Regions from separate parts of the Homo sapiens genome. Here region 1 is linked to region 2. The links are chromatin contacts, found by Hi-C in ENCODE. All regions are on one chromosome and are shown on one strand. The core of a region is the stretch at or near the end of the contact, and the rest is flanking DNA. Distances in the headings are between cores, read along the strand shown.

Region 1 (6,452 bases), core at 1,687-4,186, 630 kb before region 2:
ACTACATCCAAGTAAACATGTGGAAAATGAGAGCAAGAGGGTGTGTGGGCTCAGAGGGAATTGCTTGTTTGGGGGATGATGGAAGAGTGCAGTTCTGGAAAGAGATCAGTTCTATGAGTGTGTATTTCTGGTCTTCAAAAGATTACCACATACATGCTGTCATACAATTTATAATGTGCCAGAGGGAGATAAGTTGATGTGGAGAAGGAACATAGGCTTTGCAATCAGCCAGGCTTGAGTTCCAGTACCAACTCAGTTGCTACTGTCTATGTAACCTCTGCCAAGTTACTTTACGTTGCTAAGCCTTAATTGCTTTAATTGCCTTGCTAAAGTGCTTAGAATATTAGGATGCTGGGTGTTTAAAGGATGGGATGTTGGATAGATGCTGTTATGGCCACATGGAACCCCTGTCTCCTTTCAGGAATGGAGGACTTAACTTCCCCAGCTGCAGGAAGGGATGCTGAAGACAGCCCTCAGTTTCAGCCCTCCTTAGTCAAGGTCACACCTCCTCTTGAGAGTCAACCTGCCTCCTATGACTGATCTATGGCCTGGCCACTGTATCCCAAATTGGTATAATTCTGAAAGACCATACCAACACCAGAACTCCCCATGGGGTAAGCTGAGGCCTTTGTTGGAGCTATATATCACAGCTCAGCTTCTCACTCTGCCCACCCTGCATTTTTCTCTTCCCTTTCCACAAGTATCATCCCAATTAAGTATGCAAGAGCTCCCCAGTAAAGTCCTATATGTTAATCTTCAATTCAGAGTCTGGTTTCTTTTGAGCTCAACCTGAAGCAGATGTTTTATTAATATTATAATTTTTATTTATAAACCCCCACTCCCTCCCATGATGGGTGGGCCCTCATAGCTGGAGAGTCCTTTGTATACTGAGTAGCCTGAGGGTTGTAAGAGGAGCACTTGGACCCTGGAGCCAGGATAGGGCTCCAGCTAACTCCGTATTAGTCTCCATAATTAGGTGGGAGTCAACATACTTTGTGGGAGGAAGAAATCAAGTTGTGATGAGAGAAGAGGTGGGGATGTTGGGAGAAGAGGATTAGAAGAACCTTCTCTGGAAGAAGAGTAAGAAATAGAAGACTGGGGTTCAGACAGGTCTGATGAGGATATTTATATAGTAAGGATTCTGGAACCACCCTGCTTGGGTATAAGTCTGCCATGTACTTGCTTTATAACTGAACAAGTTACTCTATACTTTTATATCTCATTTTCCTCATCTGTAAAATGAGAATAGTAAAAATTGCTACTTTCAAAAGTTGTTTTAAAAATTAAATAATCTAACTAGAAATTAGAAGATGAAAATATATATTTTGTCATATATTTGTTCACTATCCAATAGGAACTGGGGGAAGCATACAAAATTATAGTAATGAATTTGTATGATGTGGATGTACCTAACTTTAGTAACTGCACAGAAAAGAGAGCTCTTTAAGGTCATATGAGAGACAGAGAAAAGTCGTTGCAGAAGTGGCATTTGAGAAATTGTGGAATAAGTAGGAGTTTGCCAGGAAGGGAAAATGGGGAAAAATAGAGAGGATGACACTTGAGAAGGGTCAGAGATGCAAGAATTTTGGAGACCACAAAGATTTCTAATGTTACTGGTTTGCTCTGACTGGAAGGTACAACAAACACCATAGCCATTCTCTGTCTGATTAATATGACTGCTCATTCCATATACAACTATAGCTTCTTATTCTTTTATTTTTATGAATGTCTTCAATTTGGAGGAACTTACCTATGTTCTCTCTGGAATGGTTGGAGGACATTTGTATGGCAGTGTATAGTGTCATAACCACAGATATGTCTTTCTGTTGACCTTAACTTCCAAACACTGTGATCTGCTTTGAACTTATACTTATTTCCTGGTCAACCTACAGCTTGAGGGCAAGCTCAGAATAAACCACGTTTGTTTGAGAGTTTCGACACTCATCAACTGGGGGAAGCATATTCCATACCCTCTTACCTGTCTGTCAGGCACAGTATGAGAAGAACGTTGACTTTGAGGTCAAATATACCTGTGTTGATCTTAGTTTTGTCCCTACTAGTTGAGTACACTTGCCCAAGTTACTCAGCTTTGCTTATGTTATCTGTCCAATGGAGGTAATTATTATCTCATAGAGTGGTTGAGAATATCAATGAATTATTAAATGTCAAATTATTGGTACAATGCCTAATATGTATTAGGTACCTAGTAAGTATTAGTTCTCCTCTTGTCTCTTTGCAAATATGAAAACTGTTGACCTTCAGATGTGCGCCAGTGCATGTGAAGTCAATGTGGGGATTAGAGTTGGCCTCTTTCACCTCCAAATTAAAATCAAACTGTGCAGATTCTTAAATGCACCCAATTTAGACTACCTATAGATTAGAGAGCCACAGCACACTTCAAGTGATAAACGGTAGGATTTTTTTAGTCAATTTGATGAATCGCTTTTAACAATTTTACAGGGTTATCTGTTATGAAATACTAACCCTAATCTTATTCATATCTTTAATATTATCCATTCACCTTGATGCTTCCAGTGATTTAAAGATATTTTATTTTTTATTGACACATTTTTGTAAGCTATCACAAATTCCTTATGGAAAGAGTAAGATATACAACACACAAAACAATGGAATGAAGTACGATAAATAAAATAGCCAAACAAAGAATTTATCGAGGGCAACTTTCTGCCTCAATGTGTGCTTTGTATCTTAATTAGGCTGAAAGCCTTGGGAAGCATACCATTTTATTGAACAAACACTATTTGACCTTTCTAATATTTTATTTTTACCCACAAAGAAAATATCCAAAGAACGAAACTTTCTGATATGGAACAAATTCTTATTTTTCTTTGGCACATACTTTGTATTGGATTGTCAAAGACAAAGGAAGAAAGGCTCGCTGAGAGCCATGGGAGAGTGTGGTGTTTTCAATGCACCTGGCATTCCTGGCTCTTCTCCTACTGGGGCATAGGGCTGTGTGAAGGGCTGGACGTTTTCAATCACAAATTCTTGCTTTGTCTATAGCATTAACCCTGTGAGCCTTCTCCACTCTTTCTATGACACTTGGCATCTATCTCCTTCCCCAACCCTGGGCTGATAGAACAAACTGGTAGAATCAGTTGACACAATCTCTATCAGAAGCAACTGGCCTTGTCTTATCCAGAGCCAATAACGCACAACACACAAGATGGCTGAAGTCCAAGGTTCCTGCACATTAACAGATGGAGGGGAATTATCAGTGGAGAAATACAACCAAGCACCATGTGGATGGGTGACAAGAAGTCTTCTGGCCAGAGGAACAGATTACATACCAGCACTGCCTTGGCTCACTGCCCCGAAGAAATACATAGCAATCCACACTCGGGGAAAATTCCATGAAATAGCAGAGCAGGAACATCCTGAAGCCAATGGCAACACATTCCAAGAAAAACATCCAATGAACCAAACCCAAAACAACACAGACCTCAGAAACGTAAATAAGAATTAACTGAAAAAGGAAACCTTCAGAGTCTTGGGAAGCAACACAACAGATTAAGTGACCACAAAACACTAAAACACCAACTAGTTATTTACCCACTGCTTTGCGGTAAATATAAGGCCCATAGTCTCCAGGAGGTTATTTCTGGGCGCCAAGGACTTAGCACATAGTCCAGCAAAGAGCTTGGGCTTTATTTTCCTACCCAGGGCAAGTGGCATTTGTAATGGGCCTGAGAACCAGAAAGAAGATATTTTTGAACTACTTAGTCTTATGGCTATTTATAAGGATGAGAGAAGATCAGAGGGTGGGAAATGCACTGGGCTTCAAGTTAGAAGACTAGGGTTTGCATTCTTACTCTGCCACTGACTAGCTCTGCTGTCTTGGCAAGCTACTTAACCAAGCTGAGCTTTGATTTCCTCACTTGGAGAAATGAGTGGATAATAAAAATTATTATTTGTTCCTCATGGGGTTGATCTGAATATTAAATGAGAAAATGGAAGTACTCCTAAGAGGCAGAGTACAATGCAGTAGCCAGCCATTATTATGGTTGTTTCTATTGCTGTTACTACTTCATTACCCTAGGATCACAGGAGAATTCACGTTTGCTAACTTGAGATGAATTTCCTGATAGCTGAGGTTTGCCCTCACCCCCAAGCATCTATCTCAATGAATTATCTGCTTCCTTGAGAAGGTTCTTGTACATAGTTTAAACTTTTCTTGATGACTTAGAACCAAAGATATGAACATCTATTATTGTCCTCAGTAGCTTACAGTTAGTTCTGTTTGATTTTTCTCTCTTTCTTCTGTGAAGTCAAGCAAAGCCACAACCCACAACTCCTGACCTGTCTATATTTGTTTATTTATTTATTTTTGAGATGGAGTCTCACTCTGTTGCCCAGGATGGAGTGCAGTGGTGCAATCTCAGCTCACTGCAACTTCTGCCTCCTGGGTTCAAGTGATTCTCCTGCCTCAGCCTGCCAAGTAGCTGAGATTACAGGTGCCTTCCACTATGCCCAGCTGATTTTTCTATTTTTAGTTGAGATGGAAATTCACCATGTTGGCCAGGCTGGTCTCAAACTCCTGACCTCAAGTGATCCGCCCACCTCAGCTTCCCAAAATGCTAGGATTACAGCTGTGAGCCACAGCACCCAGCCAAAACTAATCTCTTCCTGACCTGTATTAATAGCTTCTCCTACCTCTATTTTGCTTGCCTATTTCTAATTTGGTCCACCTCAGATGATCAAGCTTGGTAGAAATGAGTGCTAACCATGAAACAGAGAGTCTCTATTTAGAATTTTGGTGATAAAATATGAGGCATTCATACAGGGACTTTGAGATCACCACAGTAGAGTGTAGAGACATATTTTGGCTCAAGATTAGAGAGTGGAAGGTGTCAGAGAAGCTAACCTCAGGGTGAGCACATAGTGCCTGAATTAGGAATGCTTTGGATATGTTTGGCTCACTCACATATCTCTCTCATTTTGATGTAGGTAGGTACAAGTGTGATACTTATCAATTTATAGTTGGTGGGGAACAAAGCCTGAGTCAGCCTCATTAGGGGCAAGGAAGTATTTTGAAGACCTGCGGGAACAACTCATATGTGTCAATCCACACATAACAATTTAGATTGTTTTGACTAAATTATACTTCCTATCAAGATCTAGAGTCATTCAGTTCAGCAAAATGACTTCAGGGATCAGCTTCTTAGCTGAATCAGATCATTGTTTTACTGATTTCACCTAAACAAACTGTTGTTTAAGTATCCCAGCTTTTCACCATGGTGGAATTATGATAGAATCACAGGACATAGTGCTAGAAGAGCCCTTCCATGTCATGCATCCCAGTGGTTCCCAAGTGCTACTCTGAAGACCCATGTTGGTCCACAATACAGAACAGTACAGGTTCCCAAGTACTACTCTGAAGACCCATGTTGGTCCACAACAAGTTTTCACAGGTCTGTGGAAAAATGAGAAAAAAATAAGGACAATAAGACGATTCAGCATCTTTCCCCATGAGGTTAATGTAATCATTTTAGAGTCATGTCTTATATTTCATAATTTTTCTTTTTTTTCTTTTTTGGAGTTCCTTGTCCTTTAATTTGAAATGATTGTAATGGTAAGTGACAGTTATTTTTCAAAAATCTATTTCTCAGATCAAAAAATTGACCATGTTATGTTAGGCTCCTGGTTGGTACTGGTCTTTTGTTGTTGTTGTTGTTGTTGTTTGTTTATTTGTTTGTTTGCTCTATAAACTTCAAAAATTTGGGAACTTCAGATCTAGACAAGCTCCTTATTTTTCAAATGGGGAAACAGACTCCCCCAAATTGTCAAAGTTCACACAACTGGGAAGATGGAAAATTAGGACCAAAGCTTGGCCCCCCTGTTCTCTTTGCCCCACAGCTATCTCCTCAACAAGTAGAATGTTATAATTATGACCAATTCTGTTGAATGAGAAGAATGAAGCTCTGAAAGAAGAAGCGATCAGAGAAAAGGAAACCTCTTTCTCAAGTACACACCAAAGTGCCCGAAACTGATACTTCATGTATGTTATTTTCTTTATCTCTTACAACAACCCTAAAAAGAGATACAGTTGAATACACATTATAAATAAAGAAAACTAAGTTCAGAGGTGTGATAGATACCTTAACGACTCAGAATCCATCAAACTATAATATCACCAATTTACATGCTATTCAACAAATATCTGTTGAGTGTCTTTCTTGTGCTAGGTAAGACTAATGCTAATGTAATTGAAAGATTTTAGCAAATTATACAGTGATAAACAGATATTCAATGACTTTTTAAAAAACTATCTATCTAAAAAATTCCTGTGAGGCTGGTTATTATTATTTTCATTTTATAGATGAGAGAGTGAAATTAGTAGAGTTCAAATGTGTTACCCAAAGTCATATTTTGGCATGTTGCTGTGACTGGCTTTCTGATTCCTAATCCTGTTCCCCTTTCTCTATACTCTG
Region 2 (5,799 bases), core at 264-2,763:
TAAGGTCCCTTAGACTCTGGTGGTAAGAAATGATGACTGGAGACCTCCTCCTATGGTTCTGTTGCTTTGGTCACTAGGAAGCTCAAGTCAAACGGATAGCACACACTCACATCTTTTTTTTGGCACATGTACAGGGCACTACAATTTGTATCTCATCCATGAGCATTATTTCTGGTTCCCTCTTGTATTTTCTATCCTTATGTATCAGTCAAGTCCTAACAGGAAACAGAGGGAACACTCAATTTAAGATAATTCAAGAAAGGTTTATTTAAAACGGGGCTATTTACAGAGCTGTGGGCAGGAGATAGGGGAAGTACAACAGACAGTGCACTATCCAGGGGCCAATAACAGTGGAGCTTCACCACTAGTCCCAGGAGACAGAGCAATTACCTGTCTAGAAAGAAAGAGTCTTACTGAGAAGGTCAATTTGAGAGGATTTGTGTCCTCTAGGGAAGGACACAGCCTGCCCAAAGTGACTTCAGGACCTCACTCCCCTCCTCCCTCTGATCTCCTGCTGGTGCGCCCCATGGCCAAAGCCAGTAAAAATCCAGATATAAGCCACATGGTCAGTGCCCCAGGGCAGACAGCAGGACGGCAGGTGGAGTAGGTCTGAAGAGGCAAGTAGAAGAGACCCCCAGCAAGTCTTTTCCCTTGTCAGGGCTCACAATATAATACCCCAAAATATGGCATCTTGACACACGGAGGACTTTAAGCTGGAGGAAATTAAGAAAACTATAAAAGTGGGACGGTCTCTCTGACTTTCTCTGGCCTTTCTATCCTGAAGCAGGCCACAAAAGAATTCTCTGACCTACCTCCCCTAAACGTAGGTCACAAGACCCTCATTCCAGAAGTGTCCTGCCCTATATCCAGAGGCCAAGAAGAATCTGAACAAATAAACCTTGCTAAGTTCCCCCTAATTTTGCACCATTGGATGATACCCTTCTGTCCTTCAATCAAGCTTCTATTATGTCTGTCCATAAAAATATGCAGCTTTCCCTGGATCTTTGGGCCTTCATTTCCAAAGACTCCTCAGTCATGTAAAACTATATTAAACAAATAAGTTACGCTTTTCTCTTGTTAATCTGTCTTTGTCATTGGGATATCAGTCATAAACCTTGCAATAGGTTGGGAAAGAAATATTTTCTCCCCTACACCTTTCATTCTGATTTTCTAATTTATTTTTTATATTCTTTGTATTTGAGTCAGCAATCTCAAATCCTTCCTTTTTAGAATAAAAAGGGGAATAACCACCAAAAAGTATATAAAGCAGAGGCAGAATTTCCTGTCCCTTTCACCACAGTGCTCTCTGTCGTCAGCAGTTTGTAAGTTGCATGTGACAATCAGTTGAGTCACCCTGAGTGGTCATAGCAGGCTGACCCGCTATGGGATCAGAGCCCTTTGCGCACAGTCCTCTGGCCACTCAGCATGTTACATAAACTCCCGGCAGGCTCCCTATTTCCAGAGCTTTCCAAGGACATGCTTGCAGCAAGAGTCATCCTGGCACCAAGCACTTCTGACAGATGTTGCAAACTGCCAAGTGGAGAGGTCCAGATGGTGTGTTGAAGAGGGCAGAATGAGCCTCAGGACGGTACACAGGCTCTTCGTCTCACATGGAGAACACGCCAAATAATTCTGTGCACATGCTGAGAAGATCATCTTTCCTCCCTGAGCCCCAGGTTGCTTCTGGAGTATTTGGATTCAGGCATAGAATGTCAGAGCTGGAGAGTACCCTAGAGACCAACTAGTCCAAGCCCTTGTTAATACAGATGCATAGACTAAGGGCCAGAGAGCAGCAGGGTAATAGTGTATCATGGCTAGGGTTTGTTGAGTACCTACTGTCTCCCTGGTAATGTGCTATGTTTATTCATTCACATTCCTACTTATCACAGATGTGCTGAGTACCTGCTGCATGCAGGGCACTGTGCTAAGAAATGGAGATACATCTGGGGACAAGGCTGGCTTTATCCTGCCTTCATGGAGTCTACAGAATAATATGCTTTCGGCATGCTATCACTAATCCTTACCACAACTCTGCAAGGTGTGGTAGGAGACCACAGGTCTTAGAGACCGAAGTGACTCAGGCCACACACCACTCTTTCTTAAGAACTAGAAAAAGGCCAGGTGCAGTGGCTCACGCCTGTAATCCCTGCACTTTGGGAGGCTGAGGCAGGTGGAACACAAGGTCAGGAATTCAAGACCAGAATGGCCAAGATGGTAAAACCCCATCTCTACTAAAAACACAAAAATTAGCCGGGCATGGTGGCAGGTGCCTATAATCCCAGCTACTTGGGAGGCTGAGGCAGAGAACTGCTTGAACCCAGGAGGTGGAGGTTGCAGTGAGCCGAGATCACACCACCACAATCCAGCCTGGGCAACAGAGCGAGACTCTGTCTCAGGAAAAAAAAAAAAAAAAAACTAGAAAAATAAGGTTGCTCTCCATGAGTTAAATATAAACACTTCATGGAGCATCACAGCCACTGGAAGGAGGTAGGAAGGCACCTAGACTCGGAGGCCTTGATTGTAACCTGCTTGAAGATACTAATATTTTTAAAGAAGAAAACTGCATCCATCTGAAGAGGTTTGGGTCAGGTAGGAAGACAGAGAAAATGGATAACAGAAGCTTTGTTTAGAAAAAGGTCAGCATCTAGCACTCGAACTCTCTTGTGTGTGTTTTCCCTGTTTTCACTGAAGGAAATAGGGAAGAAAGCCTGTTTTCCTCAACTTTAGGGAAAATTGAATTCTCTTTTCAAGTTGATGCTTTGACAACTAACTGATTCTATCAAATAATGTTGGGCTGAGCTTCTAGCAGGCCCCAGGCTGTGACCCATGTTGTCTTATGAGGTAGACTCACTTTGAAGGGCTGTCCCACGAGATATCTCATGCTGTCCAGAAGAGAATTCACCTGAACTTCGGTGGTGAAAAACAGGGGCCTTAGTGTCAAGCAAACCTAGTTCAAGCCCTGGTTCCACCAGTTAAAGCTCTCGGACTTTGAGCAAGCCACTTATTCATCAGGGGTCTCAGCTTTGTCATCTATACAACAAGAATGATTATAATCCTTACTATTAACTAAATCCTTATATATAATAAATACTCAATTATTACTTTTTAAATCATTGTAATAATATTGATATATTATTACATATTAAGTACTGAATAATTGTCATTAGTATTAATAACAGCCATTTACATTACTCACTTGTTCGTAATAATAAAGTTATGTTTTTTGCTAGACAGCATTAGTTTAATCAATATTTTAAGTTTCTTTTCTGAATCTAAAGGTGAATACACATTCCTCAGAAAAATAAGAGAAAGCACAGAAAAGAATAGAGAGAAAAATAAAAAACAACTGTAGTCCCACAATCCAGAGAATACCACAGTTAGCATGTCAGTTTATTTCTCTCCAATGTCTTTTCTGTGTGTGTGTCTGTCTGTAAAGAGGTGAATTTTATGTAAATATGATCATACTTTACATATGTGACCATTTGCCAAGGAAAATAATTCTGTAACATTCTGTCATTGCACCATAGTTTATAAAAGCATTCTCTTATTGTTAGGCTTTGGGAGTTTTCCCCCAGATATTTTTATTCTTCTAAATCAGGCTATAATGAGATTCTTCATATAGAAATCTTTTCCACACCTCTCATAAATTTCGGAGAAAATTCTCTTGGTAAAATATTTAGATCAAAGGATATACATTTCTTTAAGTCTATAACACATTTTGTCAAATTAATTTCCATTAGGGTTATATTACGTTATTTTCGCTTCAGCACAATATGAATACTGCTTCTTTAAATCTTTCACTTCATAGATAAACTTAGCTTTTTTTCTATTTTATTGCCTGAATTACTCTTCAGTTTGGTAGTTACTGTTGTTTCTTTTTCTGAGAATTGTATAATTCACACCCTTGACCCACTTTTCTCCCACATCTTACTATGTTCTTATCACTATGCATAAGCTTTTTATATAAAGATATTTTTTGAATATCACACCCGTGGCAAATCAATTTCAGAGTGTGTTGTTTGGCTTTTAATTTTTAATGCTATTTTGACATACAAGTTTTAAATTTTATACAGTTTGAGAATTTAATTATTTATTTTTTATACTTTAAGTTCTGGGATACATGTGCAGAACATGCAGGTTTGTTACATAGGTATACACGTGCCATGGTGGTTCACTGCACCCATCATCTACATTAGGTATTTCTCCTAATACTATTCCACCCCTAGCCCCTCACCTCCCAACAGCCCCAGTGTGTGATATTCCGCTCCCTGTGTCCATGTGTTCTCATTGTTCAACTCCCGCTTGTGAGTGAGAACGTATGGTGTTTGGTTTTCTGTTCTTGTGTTAGTTTGCTGAGAATGATGGTTTCCAGCTTCATCCATGTCTCTGCAAAAGATATGAACTCATCCCTTTTTTTTTTTTTTTTTTTTGAGATAGAGTCTCGCTTTGTCGCCCAGGCTGGAGTGCAGTAGTGCGATCTCGGCTCACTGCAAGCTCCGTCTCCTGGGCTCACACCATTCTCCTGCCTCAGCCTCCCAAGTAGCTGGGACTACAGGCGCCCGCCATCACGCCCGGCTAATTTTTTATACATTTAGTAGAGATGGGGTTTCACCATGTTAGCCAGGATGGTCTTGATCTCCTGACCTCGTGATCCACCCGCCTCAGCCTCCCAAAGTGCTGGGATTACAGGCGTGAGCCACCGCGCCCGGCCTAACTCATCCTTTTTTATGGCTGCATAGTATTCCATGGTCTATATGTGCCACATTTTCTTTATACAGTCTATCATTGATGGGCATTTGGGTTGGTTCCAAGTCTTTGCTATTGTGAATAGTGCTGCAATAAATATACGTGTGCATGCGTCTTTATCGTAGAATGATTTATAATCATTTGGGTATATACCCAGTAATGGGATTGCTGGGTCAAATGGTATTTCTAGTTCTAGATCCTTGAGGAATCACCACACTGTCTCCCGCAATGGTTGAACTAATTCACACTCCCACCAACAGTGTAAAAGCCTCCCTATTTCTCCAGATCCTCTCCAGCACCTGTTGTTTCCTGACGTTTTAATGATTGCCGTTCTAACTAGTGTGAGATGGTATCTCATTGTGGTTTTGATTTGCATTTCTCTAATGACCAGTGATGATGAGCTTTTTTTTTCATATGTTTGTTGGATGCATAAATGTCTTCTTTTGAGAAGTGTCTGTTCATATACTTTGCCCACTTTTTGATGGGCTTGTTTTTTCTTGTAAATTTGTTTAAGTGCTTTGTAGAATCTGGATATTAGCCCTTTGTTAGATGGATAGGTTGCAAAAATTTTCTCCCATTCTGTAGGTTGCCTGTTCACTCTGGTGATAGTTTCTTTTGCGTGCAGAATCTGTTTAGTTTAATTAGAATTTAATATAAAGTATAATTAGGCCAGGAGCAGTGGCTCACACCTGTAATCCCAGCGCTTTGGGAGGCCGAGGCAGGTGGATCACTTGAGGCCAGGAGTTTGAGACCAGCCTGGCCAATATGGTGAAACCTTGTCCTTACTAAAAATACAAAAATTAGCTGAGTGTGATGGTGTGTGCCTGTACTCCCAGCTACTTGGGAGGTTGAGGCGGGAAGATCACTTGAACCCAGGAGGCGGAGGTTGCAGCAAGCTGAGATCACACCATTGCACTCCAGCCTGGGCAACAGAGTGAGACCCTGTCTCAAAAAAAAAATTATAATTAACACTGCTCTCATATATACAGCCAACTACAACTTCAAACTCTTAAACCTCACAACGTTCAAGAAAACTCAGAAGGACTAGCTATC

The links. Hi-C counts contacts between places; a loop is a spot of excess contacts on that map. Pooled maps may share reads with other maps.
Region 1: a loop to region 2 is called in a map of ascending aorta, with 4 times the contacts of the local background. The contact joins two enhancer-like sites. A Hi-C loop is called at or near these places in 2 of 168 maps with a recorded cell type or tissue (aorta and ascending aorta) and 3 of 50 pooled maps.

The regions. Positions count from the first base shown.
Region 1 is chr1:56,071,080-56,077,531 of GRCh38, reverse strand. All of the region lies in intron 2 of LOC105378741 (a long non-coding RNA gene), which reads left to right. Among named protein-coding and RNA genes, the nearest start is that of LINC01755, 130 kb to the right of the region's middle. Within about 2 kb of position 2,936, at least 12 of the 41 ENCODE cell types and tissues checked have a DNase peak (open chromatin) inside an H3K27ac peak, as active enhancers do; they include ascending aorta, where a contact is called at or near this core.
Region 2 is chr1:55,439,370-55,445,168 of GRCh38, reverse strand. No RefSeq gene overlaps it. Among named protein-coding and RNA genes, the nearest start is that of MIR4422, 220 kb to the right of the region's middle. Within about 2 kb of position 1,513, at least 11 of the 41 ENCODE cell types and tissues checked have a DNase peak (open chromatin) inside an H3K27ac peak, as active enhancers do; they include ascending aorta, where a contact is called at or near this core.